Regions from separate parts of the Mus musculus genome. Here regions 1 and 3 are each linked to region 2. The links are chromatin loops, found by intact Hi-C in ENCODE. Cell type or tissue: heart. All regions are shown on one strand.

Evidence for each region. Peaks named below come from ENCODE experiments on the same cell type or tissue, not always from the same donor. Only the 100,000 strongest peaks of a DNase experiment are listed, where the experiment ranks them.
Region 1: a loop joins it to region 2, with 8 times the contacts of the local background. A loop is called at or near these places in 12 of 42 quality-filtered maps.
Region 3: it touches region 2 in a loop (9-fold over the local background); 36 of 42 quality-filtered maps call a loop at or near these places.

The regions. Positions count from the first base shown.
Region 1 is chr3:137,914,581-137,922,580 of GRCm38, reverse strand. Lamtor3 (late endosomal/lysosomal adaptor, MAPK and MTOR activator 3) reads right to left here and starts at 4,026. Exons shown (of 7, transcript NM_019920.2): 1 at 3,918-4,026; 2 at 3,663-3,708; 3 at 2,626-2,660. The coding sequence starts at 3,671. It also overlaps a transcript of Dnajb14 not described here. In heart, a CTCF peak has its summit at 4,099 (motif pointing left); a DNase peak (open chromatin) is centred at 4,070; H3K4me3 peaks cover 2,419 bases; H3K27ac peaks cover 1,946 bases.
Region 2 is chr3:138,140,987-138,148,986 of GRCm38, reverse strand. It overlaps Trmt10a (tRNA methyltransferase 10A), which reads right to left and starts at 5,539. Exons shown (of 8, transcript NM_175389.5): 1 at 5,391-5,539; 2 at 1,417-1,612; 3 at 474-633. The coding sequence starts at 1,607. It also overlaps a transcript of Mttp not described here. In heart, CTCF peaks have their summits at 3,883 (motif pointing right), 5,035 and 5,610 (motif pointing right); DNase peaks (open chromatin) are centred at 5,196, 5,546 and 6,496; H3K4me3 peaks cover 2,699 bases; H3K27ac peaks cover 2,695 bases.
Region 3 is chr3:137,773,546-137,781,545 of GRCm38, reverse strand. No RefSeq gene overlaps it. Among named protein-coding and RNA genes, the nearest start is that of Mir6380, 6.1 kb to the left of the region's middle. In heart, a CTCF peak has its summit at 3,188 (motif pointing left); no DNase peak of the experiment used is centred here; H3K4me3 peaks cover 894 bases; H3K27ac peaks cover 515 bases; H3K27me3 peaks cover 611 bases.

The sequences.
Region 1 (8,000 bases), 230 kb after region 2:
CAAAAATGGCAAGAATGCATATACCCTGCAAACCCACACACCCAGAAACGCATCAAAGCGCTCACAGCGCTATTGTTTATTTGTTCTCCTTGTTCTTAGGGTGCAATAAACCTTCAAGAAATGACTTGCAAAGCTGAGCCAAACAGGTCTCAGTCCTTATGAAAAGAGTGGTGTAATAGCTTCCCTGCTGATGTGCTATGACTAATATTCCTGTCCCTTTGGAAGTCCTGCAGATTGAGCCTGGGGCCAAGAGTGAAATACTCTCTCCCTGAGATACATTCCCAGTGTATCTTCACAATATTATTAATCTGCACACATCTCTTGTATTAGCCCTACCTTGTGGAGCTTTCTGGTTGGTTAAAGGTGTACTGTCAGAATTCGAGAGTCAACAAACTTTCCAGTTTATGGTCACTGTTAAAGTTCAGATAGGGAGCCAGAGGTACTGAATAAGGAGAGTGGGTGATGAAAACGTTACAACATGCACATCAAAGGAAGTCTCAAAGACTTCACAGCATGGAAAGGACGAAGGAGGAAACATGGAACGCTGATAAAGGACGAAGCACATTGATTTGTGAAGGACAGAAGACGCCTGTCCCCTATCTGAAGGCATACGACAGAAACAGACTTGCTAAGTCACCCAATGTTTCTTTTGCTTGCCAGCTGCCATTTCCAATGTTCTTATTTATTGTATGTGTGTGCCTGGGTCAGAGGACAATGTGTGTGGGTGGCTCTTCACTTCAATCATGCATGCCAAACCATCCACATCAGGCTTTACGACAAGTGCCTTTACCCACGGAGCCATAACCTCGTGTAGCCCGGGCTAGCTCTGAACTCCTGTCACTTTCCAAATGATGGAATTACAGGCCTATCCACCATGCCCAGCTCACTTTCACAGTGTTTTGGTTTCCTGAGCAAATACTAGTTATCATATTTGTTTGTGTGCTGGTTAGTTTTTTGTCAAGTTGATGATACGAAGTGGGAACCTCAGCTCAGAGCACGCCTCCTCCATGAGACTGGCCTGCAGGTAAGTCTGCAGGGCATTTTCTTAATTAATGACTGACGTAGGGGTAGGACCACCCAAGGCAGGTGGTGTCCAGTTGTAAAAAATTCTCGCTGAGCAGGCCATGCAGAGCAAGCCGGTAAGCGGCATTCCTCCCTGGCTTCTGCTTCGGTTCCTGCCCTGCCCCTTCAGGTTGAACTGTAATCTGTAAGATGAAATAAGCTCTTTCTCCACATGTTGCTTTCTGTCAGTGTTTTATCATAGCTAACGAGAGCACATCAGGACAGCGTGCAGTTCCCAAAACATTTGTAACCAATAATGAGAAAAGCCTTAAATGTTCTGAAAAGCTGAAGGTCAGAAAACAAGTATTATTTCCCACACGAGTTACTAACATTCTCCTGCATGGTTCCAGCCTGTACCTCTGTCTCCACTGTCACTCAACAGTTAGCATGCAAAGCTGTCACTGCCTGTCGTGTTGGCCACGTGTGTGAAAGAAGACCCAGCAGTTGATCTCTATAACTTGCCTTTTTATTAAGAGGAAGAGAATTAAAATTAATTTTAATTAATTTAACTAAAATTAATTAATTATTTCATTAACATAAAGTTGATAATAATCATTATCTCACTTAAAATACCCACGGTGTTTTCGATATACACCGTATAAATCACAACCAGAACACAGTTATTCATTTCCACTAATCTATAATCAGAGTAAAAACATAAGCCATACATCCAGCAATTCAAGTAAGTCTAAAGGAACGTTAGTTCATTTTTTTCAGCCTACAGAGATAAACTGATAACCACACATAACCACTTACAATTTTAGACTGGGAAGATAAGAAAAAGGATTTCAGAAAATATTCTGCTAGATGACCTCAAAGGTTATTCAGTCCAATCTGATTGTTTTGCTCTGAGATGTGAAAACACAAGACATTTTCCCCTCACTCCTGTCTTATCCCTAATGATTACAAAATCTGAGTCATTTGTAGAAAGATGTGAATGTAGACAAAAGAAATGCTTGTCAACAAAGACATCTTCTTTTCAATTAAACTAAAAGTGAGTTCCAATGAGTTCAAGTGGAGTCCTCTGGATCAGTAAAATATGTTATAAGAAATCTGCTAACCTTAACACCTGTTAACTCTTTGTAAGAATGGCACACAAAGTGCAGTGTGGAAGTGAATTTGTTTTTCAACTATTGTCTTAGCCTAGTAATTTTGGATTACGTTGACCTAGCAATTAGGTCCCAATAGTAACATTAAAAATAATGGCAAGTTTTAACCTTCTTTTCTTAAATTTACTTAAGAACTTTAAAAGATAAGCTAATAAACAACTACGGTAGTGTGTTTTTAAAAAAAAAAAAAATTGAAAGTGGCAGGAAATCTAAGTTCTAGTCCCCAGCATCTCTCCCCGTAGAACCACACAGAAGTCATCCAACAGCTCGGCTTCGAGCTATCTGGAAACTCAAGCCATCTCTTAGGATACCTGGGGTTAGTTTTATATTTAAATGTGGTAAATAATTACCATGAAATTTATAAAAATACTAATTTTAAAAGGAGAAACAAAATACTTTGTAAGATTAACACGTTGCACAGAATTTATTCAGCAACAAATCAATAATTTCTTACCTTGGCAACTTTTTGTACAGGAATCGCTTTAGATCCTGAAAGAGAATAATTTTTAAAAGACCATTATTACCTTGTGCTGTTCTAGCCCTGTCCCTATCCCTAAAGGACATGAACTCACCACTTGTCACTGGCATTTCATCTCTGACGTGTATAACTTGGGAGAAGTTAGTTAACCTTTTTCTAGGCCTCAGTTTCATTATATGCTTCGTTACATGTCTACAGGGATAATCACAGACCCTACAACCTAAGAACGCTGTCAAAGGTTAGTAAGGGCTATGTCAGTGTACTTGGAATTGGGACACACAAATACAGATTTGCTGTAAAATGAGGTCACGTGCTTCCTAATATTTTACATCCGGATGCTACCGTATTCACTTGAGAATCCTCTATAAATCTCTTCCCATGTCCGGGCATCCAGATTGCCCATGAATTTTTTTTTTTAAATGATCCTAATTCCGATAAACTATTCTAACATTCAGCTTCTTGGCAAAGATACTGACAATTATGACCTCCACTCTAAATGTGTGCTGTTTTGAACCTCTATCTCCCAAACTGAATGAGTGTCCTTTCCCACGTTACCACCACAAACTTACTTTTGCTCTCGTCTTAAACAGACACATAGAAACGGAACATAGCTTGTTAAGGGGGCACGCGTTAGCCATCCTTTTAGACTCCCAACACTGCCTACTGAGACACCAAGAGCATTATTTACTGGGAGAGGATTCAGAGCACTGTCCTATGAACAGGTACTGACTGGAAGGGCGGCCAGTCATCCTTCAGAATTTCCAGTGCCACCCACACAGAGTTCTTGTATGCTCCAATAGGATTAGGAGGTGGAAGAATATATAGTTCTCTGAGGCTAAAGCACCTTAGTGGCCCATCACAACCGGTCCTGACAGAAGCTCAGGCCCCTGCAAGTCCTTACTACAAATCCAGGAAGAGAGGCGAGGCTGAAACACATTTCTACCTTTCTCCTCTCAGAAGCCGTATGCAAACCTCCCACCTCCCCTTTTTCTTGGGAAGGGGTGTCAACTTACATCCGCCATGATGAACCCCTTTTCCTCGCAGAATCGATCTCCACTCCTGGAAGGAAAACTTCCGTGACTTCCCCCGCACCCGAGGCTTAGTCACCCTCTCCAGACCCAGACAGCATCACGAGATCCACCCTCTCCAGGGCCAAGCGAGAGCCCTGGATCTCCGTCAAGGGAGTGGGGAGGTTCCCGGGGACCCTGCCCGGTGGCCAGCCCACCTCTCCCCACCCACTCTGTCCCCGAGCTGAGAGGAGCGGCGACCTCTGCAGACGCACGCGCGCTCCAGCCTGGGAAGACCTGCCCCGGTGTTCCCGCAGTTCAGTCGCCTCTCTGAAGCCGCCTGTCAAGTCGCTGTCACATTACTCGTGACCTCCGCGGGATCCAGGAAGCACTTGCTGCACCCTCCAGTACCGGGACTCGGAACTTCCGGGGAGACCCGGGCGGAAATTGCGCGCGCGGCCGCCCCGCCCCCTGGAGGCTTTTTTTTTTTTTCCTGCGCCTGCGCGCTGCGCCACGAGCAGCTGGGTTGGCATCTGCGGTCCTTGCACCTTAATTTCCATCCAACTCACCTACAACGGAAGATGATCCTGTGCGGAGTATGTGTACACCTTTCCCAGACCCATTATGTAAATCTTTATGAATGAAGACGTTTGAGGAGAACAAACTGAGCAGCCTACTTATTAGAAGTCCCAGGTCCTTGGATAACCTAATTTACAAGCCAGTTTCCTAACGGTGCTGCTACCACATGTTCTCTTGGGTTTTTACCTAGAAGTGCAGGAGCCATGGGCCTATGGGCTCGTTTGCTAAGTCCGTTTTGAACACGCATGCACTGGGCTGCCTGCTTTGGCTCTTGGGCCTGCATTTGTTGTATCTTCTTAAAATAAAATAAAAACTGCCTATATTTTTTGTTGGTGTTTGTACATTCAAGAAAGCCCACTGTAAGGGCAAGGCAAGAAAGCTTAGCAAAAGGGAGGCTTCTCCATTTGCTTTGGCCCGGTGTTTCTCATTACTGACGCGTTGATAACTCTTTTGTGGTAGAGGGCAGCCATGTAATCCGCTTAGGAGACTCTGGTAGAAACCCTGAGGACAAACGAAAATCACCTGGGATCTAAATACTCCCCAGTGGCTGCCTGAGCTGGGGGGAGTGGGGGGAGGGCGGGGAGGGGGAATGGAAGCTGATGGCTTTTGCTGCAGATGTTAACAGTCGTGTACCGTTAAAGAAAACGGTAAGCTCTCTAGGAGCACCTACTTTGGAATTCTTTTACTAAATCGCCACTCAAGTTTCTTTTCATTTCCACAAAGTTTTAATACTTTTATTCTTTGAGAATTTCATACAATGCATTTTGATCATATTTACCCCTGACTCTTCTGCTCTAACTCCCCTTAGGTTCACCCCCATGTCTGTACCCTTCAAACTGTGTCCTCCCCCCCCGCCCCCATAACCTATCAAGTCCAGTTTGGGCTGATCATCTCCGGGGCCTGTGGGACTAGCCAATGGAGCATGGCCAACCTACCAGAGATCACCCTTAAAGAACACTGACACCTCTCTCAGAAGCCATCAATTGCCCATAGCACTTCAGTGTAGGTAGGCTCACCAACCATCCCCACTGCATGCTAGAATGTTGGCTGGCTTGATCTCCGGCAGGCCCGCTCAGCTGTGTGAGCCAGCGTGTTTGTGATAGCATTGGTTGGCCCACTGTGCATGAAGTTGTTCTTTAGTGTCTCAGCCCCCCTTTTGTTCATCCTTTGGGTTTTAGTTTAAGTTTAGTTTCTCAGTGAAATCTTCCTTGACCTTTCCAGAATAGTAGAGGTACTCGAGATAAATGTTAATATATAGATAAATGTTAATAAATAAATATTAATAGATAAATGTTAAAGATAGATAGGCGTTAATAGATAAATGGGTAATTTGTGATCTTCTTACATTTACCAAAATTAAAACATTCATTTCCTGGACAATAATGTTTTCTTCATTAAATTTACACTTAGAGCATTGTCTTAATCCATGAATAATTCCCAGCTCCTAGCTCATTACCTGTGACACAGCAGGGATTCATACATTTATTGAATGAATGGATGAGTGAATGAATAAAAGAATGAGCATATCAAGAGGATCCTATGCTGGGCATGGTGGGGCAGGCCTTTCTTTAATTCCAGCACTTGGGAGGCAGAGGCAGGCAGATCTCAGTAAGCTGGAGGCTAGCCTGGTCTACATAGTGAGTCCAGGATAGTGAGATCTATATAGTGAGACTCTGTCTCAAAAGAAGAAGAAGGAAGAAGGAAGAAGAAAGGAGGAGGAGGAGGAGGTAGAGAAGGAGAGGGAAAAAAAGAAAAAAGGATAAAATATAATGAAGACAAGCCTTTTATGGTGAGAACACCCCCTCTTTTTATTCATATGTTGAGATAAATTACAGAGACTGAAAGACAAAAATTTGTAAATCATTCATTAGAACATTCGTTAGAAATCAAAAGCAGCTTTAAGAATTCTCATATGAAACCTTATATAAGTCTGATATAACATTACATTTTTACAAATCAGACCTTTCATTTTTAAACCTAATTCTGAGGTCTTGAATGCACGAGGGAGCTCTCCTTCACCAGCAGCACTTCATTCTAAGTACACAGGCTTCCATGAACACCTCACCAGACCTGAAAACCCATATCACACCGTGGAAATTACCTGCAGCTTAAAAACAAACAAACAAACAAACAAACAAAAAACACCCTAAAACTTTAAATGGAAAGTCTCACATAGCAATCCAAAGACCAGAAGTAAAGCAAATATGAAGCACTTTTTAATGCAAATAAATTACAGACACCAATTGTTTCTGTCTTACTGTAGACACCCATGTCACAAACAATTCATTCGGAAGGTACTGATGAAAGCGCTACAGTGTCACTCAAAAGTGCCTTCCTATGTTACAGTACTGCATAACCATACAGAGAAACCAGCGAGACTTGCCAGCACTTGTATCAGGTGTTCGTCGCCTCTATGCGGTTACTGGACAGCTCGATAACCAGTCACCCCGAGTTTTAAGAACTTACTACACCAGGTCATTCCAAGAGCCACTTCTGAATGAGGCTCAGAGAAATACAGTTTTACATGACACAGGGCCTTGTGGTAAGAATCTGCACTAAACCATGGAGAGCAACTGAAAACATTTCACCCTGATGAGATTCTACTGACTGAAGGTCAATTTTTAAAGTAAGAGCCCACCAATGGAAGCCCTGCTCTGTGCAAACAGTATGGTACTTATTAAACAATCACACATCTGAGGTATTAGCTGGAAAAAAATATATACATTGATATATATATATATACACTTAGACATGGACACATCCAGAGAATATTCACAAGTCTATTGGCCCCTACACCAGCAGAAGATCAAATGAAAAAGAACTGCGTAATAGGAAAAAGTTACACAGAGGGCATTTACAAAAGTGTGGTTACAGAATCCTTAATATAAGGAGCATGTTTGAATAATTGCCTTGAGGAAAATAATGTTTCCATTTATAGGAAAGTGTCTGTCTTATTGAAATGAAACCATAGGGGGAGCCTGGATTTAGGACTGTGGTGCCTACAGATTATTAAAGGTTTGAAAAAAAATTGCTTGAATCACCTGGGTCTATTTATTTTTTGTTTTTATTTTTTATTGTCTTTGAGACAGAGTCTTACAAGGTACCCCAGCTAGCCTCAAATCCATGTGTCTGCCTCCCTTGGTCTCCCGCGTGTTGGGACTACATGTATGAGCTGCCATGCCTGACTGATATTTGCCATGGATACCTGGATGGGAGAGGTGGGAATGTGGAGGTTGTTGTCTGGTTATTCTTTTACTTTCAATGGTTTACAGAGAATTGTAAGGATTTTTAACTATTCTGATATGGCTACTAGAAAGGGGGTTGTAACTATTCCATGATTAAAATTCAGGCTGCTCATTTTCATACATTTTTTCTATATAAATAATAAAAAGTGCTCTGGGTTTCCTCTCAGTTTTCTTCACTCAATAGAAAGATGGATAGCAAAATATCCAGAACTAAAACCAAGCTTTGTGTGGAGAAGCTAAATAAAGACATTCATTCCTCTTTAACCATGTTGTCCTTTGTTTAAATACTTGGATAATTGAGATGATGGCTCATTTGGCTTTCTGGTCAACCAAGAAACATTTCACTGCTTAAAAAGTGGGAGCTGTTTATTTAATTTTTTTTTTTTTTTTCAATATTTCCAGTTGAGCTGCTTTTCTTTTCTTTTTTTTTTTTTTTTTTTTTTTTTTTTTAAAGATTTATTTATTTATTATATGTAAGTACACTGTAGCTGTCTTCAGACACTCCAGAAGAGGGCATCAG
Region 2 (8,000 bases):
GAGTCACTGTGTCACACTGGGGACCAATCCTGAGTCCTCTGCAAGACCAAAAAGTCTTAACTTGAGTTCCATCTCTCCAGCCATGCTACAGACTTTTTTTTAATTTGAGATAGGATCTGACTAAGTAGTGCAGGTTTGCTTTAAATGTACTATATCCTAGGTTGGCCTAAATCTCTGAGATCCCTCTGCCTCAGTCATCTAAGTGGTAGGATTACAGACATATGCCATCGTGCAACTCCGTAATCTTTATAACCAATATGTGATCACTGGGCTCTATTACCTAACTGTGGAGGAAATGTCTATCTACACATATATAAACATATACATGAATATGCTATACATATCAAAGCAGTTCATTTAGGAGTAATAGAGTTTGAAAAATTTACGATGTAGTCTAGTATATAAACACTGTAATATTACTCAAGAAAATAAAAGTGGCTTAACCTAGTTCACACACAGGGACCTCATGATACCTTTAACACCATCAAGTCATCAAAGCTACAGTCGATGACCAGGCGGAGGCTGCTGCGAGCAACATCTCTCCGAACGCGCTTCCTGTCGTTGCCATCTGAGTTGGACTCCAGCTGGCGTCGTTCTAATTTCTTTCTCTTCCGTTTTTCTTTTCGTTTCTCCCTAAAATATCAAATGACATTTTTTTTCATTATCTGTATATTTAGACATTCACAAAACTTCTAATTAAACAAAAAATTACATTTTAAAATAGTCATGGCTGTGACATCTCTCTTCTGTGAGGGAAAAGGGTCAGACCTTAGTAACGTGATTTACTCCATACAATATCTTCACACATGAAGAGAAGGACTTTGCAGAGCTAATAGAGCTTTCTTTAATGTATAACTGCAGTATTCGATAGTTTCATCACTAGTATCATATAGGACTAAGAGATTTATAAAGATGATTTATAAAGAATTTATTCACAACTCATCCACTAAACGATTTTCTAGTTCAATATCATAGGGAATACTAAAAAGAATATTTGACTAAATTTACTAAAGAACAGAAACAAAAGTCCAAGTTTTTCTAATCTCTTATAAATGTTGGCATTAGACAATGGCTATGAGAAATGCTTTCATGAAATCCTGTCTTAGGCACACCCATGTCAGGCCAAAGCTGGCTTTCCTGCGTGGCTGCTTTACTTAGATCTAGGACACCCATACCAGAGCCCATCCTAGCAGGTTTGCGCTCCTCAGGCAGTCTGAGGAGAAAAAAGGGGCGGAGTCTAAGTTCATTAGTATTGCAAAAAGCAAAGTAACAATTCGGAAGGCATATGGTTTTAATTATAGCTAAGAACATGCATATCCTTATTTTTCATGACTTCTGTTTCAGGACAGACAGCTTTTAACAGGACCTGAAGCCCCATTTCTCAGTAAAACAGCAGTGCATGCTCTGTGTACGCACTTGCGCTGTTCACGTTGCTCTTCCCACTGTTTTTGTTTCATCAGCTTCTTCAGTTGCCGTTTAGATATTGGCTCAGCCCCTGCATCCACTCTAGGCTCCTGTCTCTCCTCTTCACCGTCACTCGTACCCAGCTTTTCCTCCACATTAGTAGACTCGATGGATGCTGGCAGCATTTCAGATGACATATTCATTGTCTCTGAAAAATTTGAAAAGCAAAAATTTTTTTACACGAACTGGCAACTTACAAAGTAAAATTACCCAAATGGCCAAATGGCCAATAGAGATCACTACATGCTAAGCACTATCATTGATAAAAATGCACATTAGATAGTTAGATTTCATTTATTGGCAAAGATCTTTAACTCTCACTTGACATGAATTAAATACCATTCATTGACTGTCCTGGAAGGACTGAAGAAATAGAGTGTTTACATATACTATAGACGGTCTTCATGTTCTTTCCAGCGTGCAAATGTTTTGAGAGTTATAAAAGCACCAACACTAGTTAGCTTCCGCTGTCAAGGTGACATCGACCAAGACCAGAGTTATGTGAGAAAGGCTCAATTGGGGATTGGGGGGTGGGTAACAACACTGGCTCTGCCCAGATGGCCTGTGGCCATGTCTGTGAGGAGGAGCTGTCCTTATTAGTGTGGGCAGTGCCATCCCTAGGCTGGTGGTCCTGGTCACTAAGCATGAGCGATGGAGCAAGCGGAAAGGCAGACGCCATGGTCTCTGCTTTGCCCTGACTGCCCTCAGTGATGAACTGTGGTCTAGAAGCATCAGCCAGATACCATTCCTTTAACTTGCTTTTGGCCATGGTGTTTTATCACAGCCTCAGAGAACTGAACTACTGTAGATACTTTCTTACCTAGCAATGGTTTCTTAGAATAAATTCCTGTAAGCGAGTCAGAAATGTACAGTAAAGGCTGCATCATAATTTATTCATCCTAACATTTTTAACTGTAAAAAGTGAGAACTTATTTGAGTGTCAGCATAGAGAGTAAACCAATGGTTCTTCTATAATATAGGTTAGTTACTCATGCTAAGCAGCCAGGAAAAATGGTATTTCCAAAATTACTTACTGATGAGAGGTAACAGTTACATTTTAAATCTGAGAGACAATGCAAATACTAATATTCCTTTTATATTATTTATTAAAGCACATATTCACACATACCTTCCACTTCTGTTCATGGGTATCTGGATTTTCTAACTTGAATGATACAAGTTTTCTTTCTCTCTCTAATAAATGTCACTATATATCTGTAAATGCTTTAGCTATGGCTATAAACAAAATATAAAAATTGATTCTGTAATCAGTCCGCAAAATTCTTAGCATTGACCGAAATCAATCTTCATTTAAATCCAACCACACACATTTTTATCCATAACAGCTAGAACTCAACTTGCTGACTGGGGGAAGGCGAACTACACTGAAATATCTTTTCTCTTTAATATGTTCTTAATAACAAGGCTTACAAGTGTTTGCCTACTTGTCCCTGCCTCAGACAAAGCATAATCTGCTAAATAGCATGTGGCCTTAAGAAACATTCTGAGATTCTTCATTCTTACAGAGCTAGCTAGTTAATCTAAGCAAACAAACGATAATCTAAGCCAAAACAAAAACAAACAACAACACAATTACTCTTCGAGATGTAATAATGAGGACAACACTTTTGCAGAACTTAAACAATAGCTTTACTCTATGCTTCTCGATTTCTTTGAAAGTGCAGTGTCACGTTACTTGAAACTCAGTTGACTTATTCCAAACTGAGAGGATAACTGAGTAGATAAGGGATTTCATAGGAGTCTAAAAGAAAATGAAGAGAGTAATTTCAAAGTTACTAACTCCTCTGGTCTCTAGTACTAAATTCCTATGAAAAAAAGCATCTCAAACAAATCTAGCAGAGAGAATATACTGATTAAAGGGATGAAATTGTGTATTATTACTCAAACCCAGATCCAACACCAAAACTTCCCAGTAACCTAAAACCCTGAGGATGGGGGAATTCTGAAGGGAGAGTGCTACTGCACACTGTTGACAGATGGCTCTAAAGGCATTAAATAAAACTCAAAAATGTATATGCCCAAAGGCATGAATAGTGGAAAAAACAAGACTCAGTAATGCAAACTTAAAAGCAAAATTGAAATTAACAGGAAAACATTTTATGAAACATATTTTCAAGAGAGCACAGCTCTGAAACTTGAAACTCAGTTGACTTATTCCAAACCGAGAGGATAACTTGAGTAGATATGGGATTTCATAGAATTCTAAAAGAAAACGAAGAGAGTAATTTCAAAGTTACTAACTCCTCTGGTCTCTAGTACTAAATTCCTATGAAACAAAGCAATATTTATCCGTGGCAATACTTTTCAGTAGTTTCTCTATGTTCAAAATTTTGAAGTGTTGAGCTGCCTTAACTGTGAGAATTACAAAAGCCGTGTTTTACAGCTCTCTGACACCAGGGGGAGCCTTTGTCTTTCACATCTAAAATGTCTCCAGTTAAATTTAACTTGACCTATCACAGAATAGTAACATCTTTGAGCAGCCTATCGTGAGCTTGTCCTAACATTAATGTGTTTTATCAATTCTTGAAACACTGTACTGGGTGTTTCCTAAGCTTTGATTAAATAAGCCAGACTACTGAACAACACATGAAATATGTTTCATTTTATAAAATACATGAATGCAGATAAAATACTAGCTGGCTGTCTTGTTTTGTCTAGACTTCACCAAGATAGCTTCCGCTCCGACTGTCTACTAAGTAATAGAGTAAGAATTTGATGCATTATGTAAAACACGGCACTTTTGAACACACGGCTTTAGTTTGGGTCACGAGGTGAATCTCTATGGCAGCGAGTCTGAGGCTTCTCCCAGACCAGCAGTGATGCTTAAAGCACATTTTAATCCACTAATCCAAGTCTAACAAGTATTTAAGAACATTTTACAGAAAGATAAAACAACTCTGAGACTTTACTTTAGCATATCTTAAAAAGAAAAAACCTGGATGGTTAATTCTTGGATATAAGTTATCAGACAGGATTACAAAACTCAAAACTGAGTAATACTGACAAAGACTATCTGGTGTGGGGAAGAGCATACGTCACTTAATGCCAAAGACAAAAACCCGGCTGTTATCAAATCGACTAAAACGGCCCTCGTAGTCTTTAAGCTTTCTTTTCGGTAACTCTAAAATCAATACATGCCTACTTCAGGGTATTTTTATGTTATTTTATTTTTTTTTATTTTTAAACGCGTTGGTCTGTACCGCAGTAGCAATAGCCCTTTGTTCAGTTGTCAAAGTCCCTTTGGCTTGAGTTCTGGCTTGGGAGGGAATCTCAGGAGAGCTTTTTTTTTTTTTTTTTTTTAAATGAGTAATTTTACATCTCCGGACACGCAACCACATTTTAAACACAAAATATTTCAGTGGCAACCGGTAACGCGTCCATCTTAACCTCATCCTCAGCTGACCACGAGGCCGAGCCGCCTGGGCAGCAACTGCCCCTCGGCGCCCTTACATGCGACGGCCTGACCCAGGGAAGGAAAAAGAGGAAAAGAAGGGAAAACGGCTCGCCTGCCCTCTAGGCGCAACGCAGCGTTGCGACAAGCTACCCTGAGACTCCACATGGCTCCTTTCTGCCACACTTCCGGTAGGGACTCTCCTAAACAACAGAAACCCGGAGCGCACACCGCGGCGACAACCGGGCGCGCGCACGCCCCGAGCGGGGCCCTGCGCCCGCGAACGAACCGCAGCTGACCAATCACGACTCTGGAAGACGGCACGTGAGTGGCGAGGGGCGTGGAAAACGCACACCTGACGCCACTTCCTCCGCAAACCGGCAACTACTTCCCAGGCCCTCACCCTCTACTCCGGAAGCCTTGGTTGCAGCGGAGGCTAGGGTAGCTCACGCTCCTTTGGCATCCGAAAGGATACCAACGGGCAGGGGCACGACAGCCGCAGTGCCATATTTACCGTGCCGCGGGGCCGGTGGGGAACGCCGGGGTGCGGTTAGAAAGCCTTTCTGAAGTGTTCTCGGCTCCACGCGGTCGTCCTCCTTCAGAAACTTCAACTCCCAGAGGCAGAGGCGGTGGTTGCGCGCCCGGTTACGGCACTTACGGCTTACGTCATCGGACTGCGCTAACTCCAAACCGGAGAAAGAGGAGGAGCCTGTAGGGGGCGGGGTCTGGGCCTGGGTTTTGCGGGAATGGTTAGTGGCTACCGCGAGGCGTTTTTCCCGGTCAAGCGTTGCATTTCTACCCACAGGCCTGTGTAAGCTCGGGTCTCGAGGCGAAGATCGCCCCACTGAAAGAAATTGAAATGCGAAACAGACGAAATGCTCTTATTTTTTTCTGCGTTGAGAGGATGATCTAGTATTGCCCAACGTACTTCTAATTTATGTAAGAAAGTTACCAATGGTCTTTCATAAGTGAAAAAATTGTAAACTGAAATTTTTAATAGAAATTCATCGAACTTAGGAATTTTAAAGTTTTCTTTTTATGTCCTTAGTAAAACATAATACTTTACAGTCCATCCTTTGAGGTTTTGTTTATGCTGTTTTGCAAAACACTAGTGATATTTCATCGTTTGTAAATACTTGACCTTATATAATCTTTTTGCTAAATATAGACCAAGTCAACCGAGGGAAAAAGAAAAACCAAACAGTTGGGTAGGTTGGTCTTTTTGTAGTTGTTTTGTTTTAATTTGGCTTTTCTGATGGATGAATCTGTAGAATTTGCAGATAAAAAACTATTTTTCAAATAAAGACCCATCATTAGATTTTTCTTGTTGCTTGACCTTTTGAACTTGTTACAGGCTCTTAAATGAACTGAATCGTCTCTGAATTTAGTGTGTGGGGGAGATCTTTTTTAAACTCTGTTTTTATTTGGAAAAAGATGTGGATCACATGCTCTGTGTTGTGGATCTCTCAAATCTTAGAGATTTCTGTTAACTGAACATTGGCAGTAAAATGTGAATCCACTTATGAGCTGTTAGTAGGGCATCTTTTTTCGGCTGCCTCCGTATCAGGGCAGAGAGTAGCTGAGGGAGGGTTAGTAACTGGATATGGAGCCCTTCACATGTAGGTCATTAAATTCAGGCTGGCAGAGTGGTGTGCCAGATCTTTCAGCAGCTGTTCTGTTGCCCTTATGGGATCTGTCTTTAAAATAACGGTACAGTTTTAGAGGTAATGCCTAGCATCCTTGATATCTAAAAGAGTTTTTAAGTTAGGAGAAAAATCCTCATTTTTATGATGTGACCAAATTTGACTTGGTTATTTGATCTCATGGTTGCAGAATCAATCCAAAGTATGAAAAAAAAAAAAAAAAAAAGGTACGAGTAAAAACTGCAGTTTAGCCAAAGAAGCATATAAAAGTTTAAGATAAAGTCCTGTGATGTAAGGAAGTCATTGATTTATAAAACTCAGGCTTGTTTAACACAGTTGACAGTTCATTGTCTTTGGCTTAGGATTTTGTACAGCAATGACTAAATGATTGTCTCCATCAAAGAAGTAGAGGATCCAGAAGTGAATACATACTTAAGATGCCTGTAGATAGAAAGGAAGACATGAATGTTTCTTGAGCACATAGTGTCGGAGATTTTGTAATTTTGCTCCATCTTGGAAAGTAAACATTTTTTTAAATGAAGAATTTCAAAGCTGGGGGCAGTGAAAGCAAAGAGCCAAACGTGAAGGTTTTACACATTGATGAGCAGTGGTGGAGTAAGGAAGAAGGGCTCTACCCAGCTTTCTAATGTGAACAGTGGTAGAAATATAATTCTATTAATTGGGTAATTTAGAGAATACTAGAAGAAAACTGGATTTTAAGCAAACATAGCAAGCTTGGATTTGAATATCTGCGGAGTCTGGGGAGTCTGCCTAAGTATGGATGGGCTTAGGAGTCGCTGTGCTGCGAAATGAGTTAGACACAGGTTTGGGTTTAGGGGATAAAGCAGCAGTTATCAGGAAGAAGAGTGAAGTAACGTGTAAGATAAACACACGAGAGAGTAAATGTGTAACCTACGAACCGTATATTATTTTCATACTAATGAAGTAGGTTTTAGATGATTTCATCACAAAGGAAACAGTAGTTGGCTGTCTGTGAGCGATGTGACATGTTAAGTGGCTTCACTATAGTGGGCTTTCTCCTGGTCATGTGTAGCTCACAGTGTCATGTCCTATGCCTTAAATGTATGCAGTAACATTTATAGAAAAATTAAGGTTTATGCAATTTAATCACGAATAAACATTGGACATCCTACACAAATCATATCTGTGTGCCAATTTCATAGAGCTGGCAGCCAGCTCTTTGACTGCAGACTGTACAGTAGGAAGAGGGCTACTGGCAGATCAGAGTTCTAGGACACAGCACATGGTTGTAAGTGCGATTGTGAACATTGCACAGACACTCGAAGTTCCAAGTCAATCTGGTTGATTGTTTTTTTTTTTTAATTAGGTATTGTCCTCGTTTACATTTCCAATGCTATCCCAAAAGTCCCCCATACCCACCCACCCCCAATCCCCTACCCACCCACTCCCCCTTTTTGGCCCTGGCATTCCCCTGTACTGGGGCATATAGTTTGCAAGTC
Region 3 (8,000 bases), 370 kb after region 2:
GATTAAAGGCGTGAGCCACCACACCCAATCTTTCTGCTTCTTGACTGTGATCTGCTTCAAGTTCCTGCTGCCCCGACTTCCCCGCAGTCATGGTCTGCCACATGGAATTTCAAGCTGAAATAAACTTCATCTTCCCTAAGTTGTTTTGTCAGGGTATTTTATCACCACCACAGGAAAGAAGCTAGGATAGGTGGAGAGGCAGTTCTGAAGGATTTGGGTAAGAAAGTGTGGAGTAGTTTGTGAGCACTGGAGAATTCACAAAGGCAGTCTGTCAAGCTTGCTTGAAGTTATAAGTAAGATTTCCTAATGTCCTTACAGGCTCAGGAGAAAACACTGGGTTTGCTTTCCCCAACCCCCACGGTATTTTGAGAGCTTGTTGCTCTGGGTTTAAGACAGATGGGAGTTCTCAGGGTTGGATCCTTATTGTGAGCTACTGATGTAGTCCTTCCTCAATTACAGAGCAACTAAGTAGATTAAGAGCAAGGAAACCTTTCAAGACCGACATTAAATCGGGAGGTATTGGTTCTGCCCCTTCTGAGAAGCGAACTATTCAATAAAACAGCTGTCCTCCCCGACACCAAACTATGCTCTTATGTTCTGCAATAGAGCACCAGCATCTACCTATATCTTTCCTGCCTTCCAGGAGAGAATGAGGTGTCTTTTTTTTTTTTTTTTAAGATTTATTTATTATGTATACAGTGTTCTGCCTGCAGAAGAGGGCACCAGATCTCATTATAGATGGTTGTGAGCCACCATGAGGTTGCTGGGAATTGAACTTAGGACCTCTGGAAGAGCAGACAATGCTCTTAACCTCTGATCTATCTCTCCAGCCCTGGGAGGTGTCTTTAATAGCTCAGATGTGCAGTGTCTTCAAGCGTGATGATTTTCCCATTGAGTTAGCTAAGAGGAGTTGAATAGCAATGCTATCCTGTAGGAAGAAACCTAGGTCAAGGAAGGCAATCTGGCTTCCTGATAAGCTGCAGTTGTGAGCGTGTAAAATATTCTGGACAGCTGTTTTACATCACCAAGAGCTCTGTGGTTCGGCATTTCTCAGGGAGCCCTTCCACAGGTGCGTCGTGTGCTCTCAGGAGCGACTCTCTCCACTTGTCTACCGAATGCAGTTCTGTTAGGTACCCAGACAGCTGGGTGTGGTGACCGGAGTTTGGTCCCACCCCTGGAAAGGATTGGGCAGGAGGATTCTGCATTCCAAAGCAGCCAAGGCTACTATACTAGATCGGAACATATACGGGAATAAAACAGAGCCCCGCGGAAGTTTAGGTGAAAGGGTTTAGAGATGCTAAGTGAGCAATCATGCAAATGAGCGGCTTCAAAGATCCTTCCTGGGATAAGGGAACAGCTGGGGTCTAAAGAAAGCCCGGCTAGGGAGCCCTGATGGCTATTAGGTCTAAGGGTGGATGGAGTTGGCTTTCATCCTCGAAGGGCGAGATAACAGAAACGTCCCCTCCTGCCCCAGAAGAAGGGCTCACTTTGGCTGGGTGCTACACTTGGGCGGGAAGACCTCGTGTGAGGTCTCTTGCAGTCTCAAGTCTAAAAGGACCCTAGGAACTTAGGGAACCTTTGGAGCTTTATTGTAAAAGTGGTTGGAAGCAGGCAGGGATTTTTGTCTGAGTGAGATTGCTGGCTGCAGACTGTAGAATTCATTCCAAGTGGCTTGTTTGTTTGTTTGTTTTGAAGCATGCAATATGATCATTTCTTCAAGTAAAATGTTTCATAATTTGTGCTGTCCGAATGACATCTAAGCTTTCTGTCTTAGGTTATTAAGTAGCTTACTGTACCCGAGTTAGCACCCAGTTTGCTTCTGGTGAGGGGGAGTTCTGCGTAGTCTGTGTGGAGAAATGGAGGCGCAAGTGGCCATGTGAAAAGGGGTGCTGTCTAAACTTTGAAGAAATTAATTAAGCTTGATTGTGTGTGTGTGTGTGTGTGTGTTTATGCGTGCGCGTGAGACTTGATGGTATCCTAGCTTCCCCTGTGGACTACAGGAATGGCTTCTGATCCTAGATGGGGCTGTGTCCCATCCTCTTCTGTAGGTTTGTTGGCCAATTGCACACGTAGGTGACAAAGACTCCCCCAGCTATGAATATACATGCTCCCATCTAAGTCAGAGCAAGCCTCTCTTTCCACCTCCCATCTCTCTACCTTTAAATACTTGAATAGTGCTGCTTTGGAGATTAAAGGGCAAACTGCAGGGTTCTCTTCTACAAGGCAGAGCCTGGGAATCAAACTCAGTTTGTCAGCCTTGGTGACAAGTGCCTTTACCTTCTGAGCCATGCACCCATATCTTAAACTATTGCTGCTTTTCTAGATCTCCTCCCCTTTTAAAATAATTGGCTTTGAGACAGGATCCAGCTTATCTTAAATTTAATATATAGCTGAAGATGGCTATGAGTTTTCAAACTTCTCATTTTCTTGCCACCACTTGGAATTGCATGTCTGCTACCACCTGGGATTACAGGTGCGTGCCAACCTTGCTTGGTTTATGCAGTGCTGGGGGTTGAACTCAGGGCTTTGTACATGTTAGACAAGTAGTCTACAGTGGACCTATATCCCCAGTCTGCCTTTGGTTTTTGAGATAGAGACTTCATCTAGCCCAGGCTGGCTTCTGAGTCCTGGGACTATTGCAAGCCCGTCTTTGATTCATACTTCCCTCTGGCCGTGTTCTTCTCTTCCCACCACATTTTGCTGTACTGGCCGAGGGCCTTTCATGCGTCTTCACTTCAAATCAAGCCAGTAAATAGCTCTCAGTGATGGGCAGTGCGATTCCACATGCATGCACCCTTACACAGTATAGCAGATAAGTGTTAGGAGGAAAAGTATTTCCACACTCAGTTCAGAAATTACTTTTAATCAGAGAACTCCATAATTTAGGGTTTTGCATTCTGCCTGTCGTTTCCAAAATTCAGTCCAGGGATGCGGCTTGCTGGGTAGAATGGTTGCCCAGCGTTCACAAAACCCTCTCTGGGTTTAGAACCCAGGACTAAGCTGGTGGCACGATGGTGCATGCCTGCAATCTCAGCTCTCAGTGGCAGAAGCCAGAGGATCTGAGTTCGAGGTCGACCTCTGACATGCAGGCCATTCCAAGCCAGTCTGGTGCAAATGAGACGATCTCAAATCAACAAAGTTAACAGAATACCTGGCTAACCTTCATCTCTTACCTTGTACTGCCATCCTGTGGCCATTTTATTTTCTAGCCTAAAAAGAAAGGAAACCCTGTTTTCTATTTCCATCACACACAATAGCCCCGGGTTGTCACTAAACACAGGACTACATATATACTGTACTAAACACAGTACACAGATATCGCGGTACTACCAACATGTCCCGCCACATGGAGTGGAGTCCACCATGCCATTTATGTTCTGAGTGAGACAGGCTTTCCCAGGACTCTGCTCTTCAGGCTCCCCTCCTCTCTACCTTGGAATCTCTTGGCGGCTTCTGCAGGACTTCTCTGTACTAGCGTCGGCGACATCTTGGTTCTCTCTTGGGTGCTCAGAAATACTTTCTGCTGGAAGCCTGGGTTTGTCTTTCTTTTGTACGTTGTCCCGTTGGCCTATCTTCTGAACTTCTGCTAAACCCCAGAGCTCTCTTAGTGACTTGACAAGACAGGCAGGGTGCCTGGAAAAGAATGTGCTCAGGCATATCCTGGCTGTGACCACACATGGTTTAGCTTCTCTAGAGAAATGACTGCACAGAAGGTTAAATGTAAGGTAGCCAATGGTTTTCTGCTGGTTCTGGGATTCCTTGCACAGAGCTTGTCTCCTCTGTGACTAGGAGGCAGTCAGTGGGCACATTCCAGGAGAGCAATCTTTGTTCTTGTTTTTGGTATCCAAGACCTCTAGGGTTTAAGGTCCAGTCCTGGAAAATAATAACAGTGATAGTGGTTACTATCTGCAGAGTCCTGGTATGTCTCTGTCCTATCTAACATTACTCACAATTTCTTTTCTTTTCTTTTCTTTTCTTTTCTTTTCTTTTCTTTTCTTTTCTTTTCTTTTCTTTTCTTTCATCTTCTCTTTCTTTCTTTCTTTCTTTCTTTCTTTCTTTCTTTCTTTCTTTCTTCCTTTCTTTCTTTTGACAAGGTTTCTCTGTATAGCCTGGCTGTCCTGGAACTCACTTTGTAGACCAGGCTGGCCTTGAACTCAGAAATCCGCCTGCCTCTGCCTCCTGAGAGCTTAAAGTCGTGTGCTACCACGCCCAGCTTTTTTTTTTTTTTTTTTACAATTTCAAGACCATGAGGTGAGAATATGATTGTTTTTGTTTTACAAGTAATGAAAGTTCTTAGTCACAGAGTAATGATCCTTCTTGTCTAAGGTGGCTCAGCCTGGAATTGGGTTGCTGAAAATGACTTCGCATCCCTGATATCCTTGAATGAACTTCAGTCTGTGTCTCAGTATAAGCCTTTCCTTATAGCCCAGTATCTTTGAACTTCTCAGCCTAGGGTGTTCCTTCTAGGACGAGAAGGGACTGAAGAGTCAGTGCCCATTGTTTATAGATCCTCAGTGTACTATCTTCGTACGCAATATCCATGCTCCAATAAACACCAGTGTTCATTCTGAAAGGTAATTGCAAGCATTAACAACTTCCAGTGTTCCAGCATTATCTCTAGGATAACTTGCAGCTCTGAACAATGCTTTAGAAAGACCTCCCTAGCAGCGTGCTCGGGAGCCATTCCTGTTCCATTAATGCCAATGACTGCATTTGCTCTGAGCACTGTAAGCGACTCTGCTGCAGACTTCAAGACTGCTGCAAAGATGCATTTTTGACACTGACGACTTTGATGGCAGCCCAGCTCTAGCATCAACATTAACAAGGAGATTTATTTACTTTTATTTTTGGCTGTGCATATCTATGTGTACCTCACATACCTGGCACCTGGGAAGGCCAGAAGAGAGCATTGAATCCCCTGTAACTGGAGTTACAGCCAGTTGTGAGCCATCACGTATGTACTGAGAACAGGACAAGGTCCTTTGCAAGAGGAGCAAATGCTCTTAACCACTGAGCCATCTCTCCAGGTTTCATCAGTTTGATCTTAAAGAAAACCTTTGACACGGTGAGGCCAATTTCCCCCAAATACTTATATATCGTAGCTATCGTATTCCTTCTTAGACAAACTGCCACACACACATTCTTTTCTTATGTGTGATGTAGCTTACTTCATAGTGCTGAAGCAATTCTTCCCGTGCATAATAAAATAACAGCCTTGGATTACACATCTGTGTGATGCATGATTTTAACCACACAATAATGATTAATACTCTGGCATGTTTAGTACCTACTGAACATGTTTTCCAGTGCTTTCCATGCCTGCCTCATTGAATCTTCATAGCCCTTTAAGAGTTTACCATAATTGTCAGCAAAGATAGCACATACTACAAGGGGTGCATGGGAAGTAACGAAAGGAGCACGGAGAGGTAAACCAGTTGTCTCATTCATGTAGTATGGAACCAGCAGACTTGCTATATGTAATATAGAATATTTTCAAAACTTTATACCCTAAATCTAAGACATCAAAGACAAAGAGAAAGGAATAAATACAATCTTCATCTCTCACTCTGTGCCTGTTTTGATCAGCTGTGTGTGAGCTGAACATTTTTCTCTATCAGATTACTTCCTGGCCCTCACCTTGACGGGAGACAATGGAGGTGCTGGCAGCAAAGGCTGGTATGAAATCCATGGTTAGGTGTCAGAACTCCTAGAGTCCTGGTTATCAGAGCTCCTCCGGACACACAGCCCTCACCCACCGCCCCTTCCCAGCCTGTAGGGCTGGGATGTGTCATCAGAGTATGTTTGTTCTTGGCACAGCACCGCTCACTGCTCTCTAGAGCCAGCTTTATTCCCTCGTCACCCTGTCACATTTGATTGTAGTAATTTAGCTCCATTCAAGTCTGGCCTCAAATTCATGACCATCCTGTACCAGCATCCCCAGGGCATGTGCTAGGCTATGTCTGTTGCTCTAAGCCTTTGATAGAGTATAATTGCTATGATGACTGTTACTACTTTTGTGCTGGGATTGAACTCAGGGCCTTCTTCAGGCAGTGGCAGACCATCTACCATTGAGCTGCAGCCTTATCTCTGCTCCTGACTGTTGTTTGAATATTATCTGGCTTCAATGCCTGGCTTTCAGCTTCTCTCTAGGTCTCTGTTATGGGTTTGTGGTTGTGGGAAAGGCTAGTGTTGTGGTTAAGACAGAAGACACCGGAATCAAGCTTGGGGGCTTGCTTCCTAGACCTGTCATTTATCATCATCTGCCCTTTGGCAAAGCTCAGCAGACTCTCTAAAGACTCACTTCCTTATCTGTGAAAAGCAAATGGGAATCACGTGACTCTAGCAGGGCAAATCTGTGTGTAACAGTGACTGGCAGCTGGGTCCTTCATTCATTTCCATAACAAGCATCTCTTGACAGCTGATATGTGATATGAACCAAGCAGGCATGTGTGTGTGTGAAATCCAAGTTAATATAAAGCATATGTATGCTGTATTAAATGATAAAACTGTTAGGAGAAAAATGAAGCAAGAAAAAGGGATAGAAACTGTTGGGATTGGTTTGTAGTGTGTGTGTGTGTTATATGTATGTGTGTGTATTTTTTTTTTTATTTTTTTTTCCTTTTTCTTTTTTGGTTTTTCGAGACAGGGTTTCTCTGTATAGTCCTGGCTGTCCTGGAACTCACTTTGTAGACCAGGCTGGCCTCGAACTCAGAAATCCGCCCGACTCTGCCTCCCGAGTGCTGGGATTAAAGGCATGCACCATCACACCAGGCCTATGTGTGTGTATTTTAAGGCAGAGTCTGACTGTATAGTCTTAGCTGGTCTGAAATTCACTTGAACACAGAGATCAACCCAACCTCTACCCTCTGTGTACTGAGATTAAAGGTCTGTGACAACACACCAGGCTAGTTTGTGGCATTAACTAAAGTGGTCAGAGTGGACCTTAGATGAAATTCTGTAGAGTGGGGAGTGGGATTTTTTATTATTTTATTTTATTTTATTTTGTTTTTTTCGAGACAGGGTTTCAAGTGCTGGGATTAAAGGCGTGTGCCACCACCTCCCGGCTATGGGAGTGGGATCTTGAAGAGCCCACTTCCAGCAGAAAGACAGGGCATCAAGTGAGGGGTGGGGTTGTGATCCCACAGTCAAATACTCTGACCCACAATTGTTCCTGTCTGAAAGAACTGCAGGGACAAAAATGGAAAAGGAGGTCCAGTCACAGGCCCAAATTGGAATCCAGCTCAAGGGGAGACCCCAAGGCCTGACACTATTACTGATGCTATGGTGTGCTCACAAAAAGGGGCCTTTTATGATTGCCCTCCAAAAGACCCAACAAGCAGCTGAAAGAGTCAGATGTAGATATTTACACCCAACCAATGGACAGAAGCTGCTGAACCCTGTGGTTGAATTAGGGAAAAACTGGAAGAAGCTGAGGAGAAGGGCAACCCTGTAGGAGGACCAGCAGTCTCAACTAATCTGGACCCCCAAGATTTCTCAGACGCTGGACCACCAACCAGGCAACATACACCAGCTGATATGAGGTCCCCGACACACATACAGCTGAGAATTGCTAGGTCTGGACTCAGTCAGAGAAGATGCACCTATCCCTCAATAGACTGGAGGCCCCAGGGAGTGAGGAAGTCTGGTGGGGTGGGGTGGGGGTGGGGGGGTGCAGAGGGAGTGAAAGGGACATCCTTGTGGATACTGGGGGGGGTATGGGATGTCGGTCAGAGGTGGACTGGGAGGGGGATAAAATCTGGACTGTAAGAAAAAGATTAAGTAGAGAACATTCTTAAGGGGCTTGAGCAAAGATTCATCAAGTAAGAATACTCGCTGTTCTTTCAGAGGACCAGGATGTGGTAATTTGTAACCATCCATAACTCCAGTTCCAGGAAATCTGCTACCTTCTTCTGGCTTTCGAGGGCAGCAGGCATGCATGTAGCACTCACGTGACCTCCAGAATACTTTTGTCTTATAGCGCCCCCAGCCTGGGTGAACAC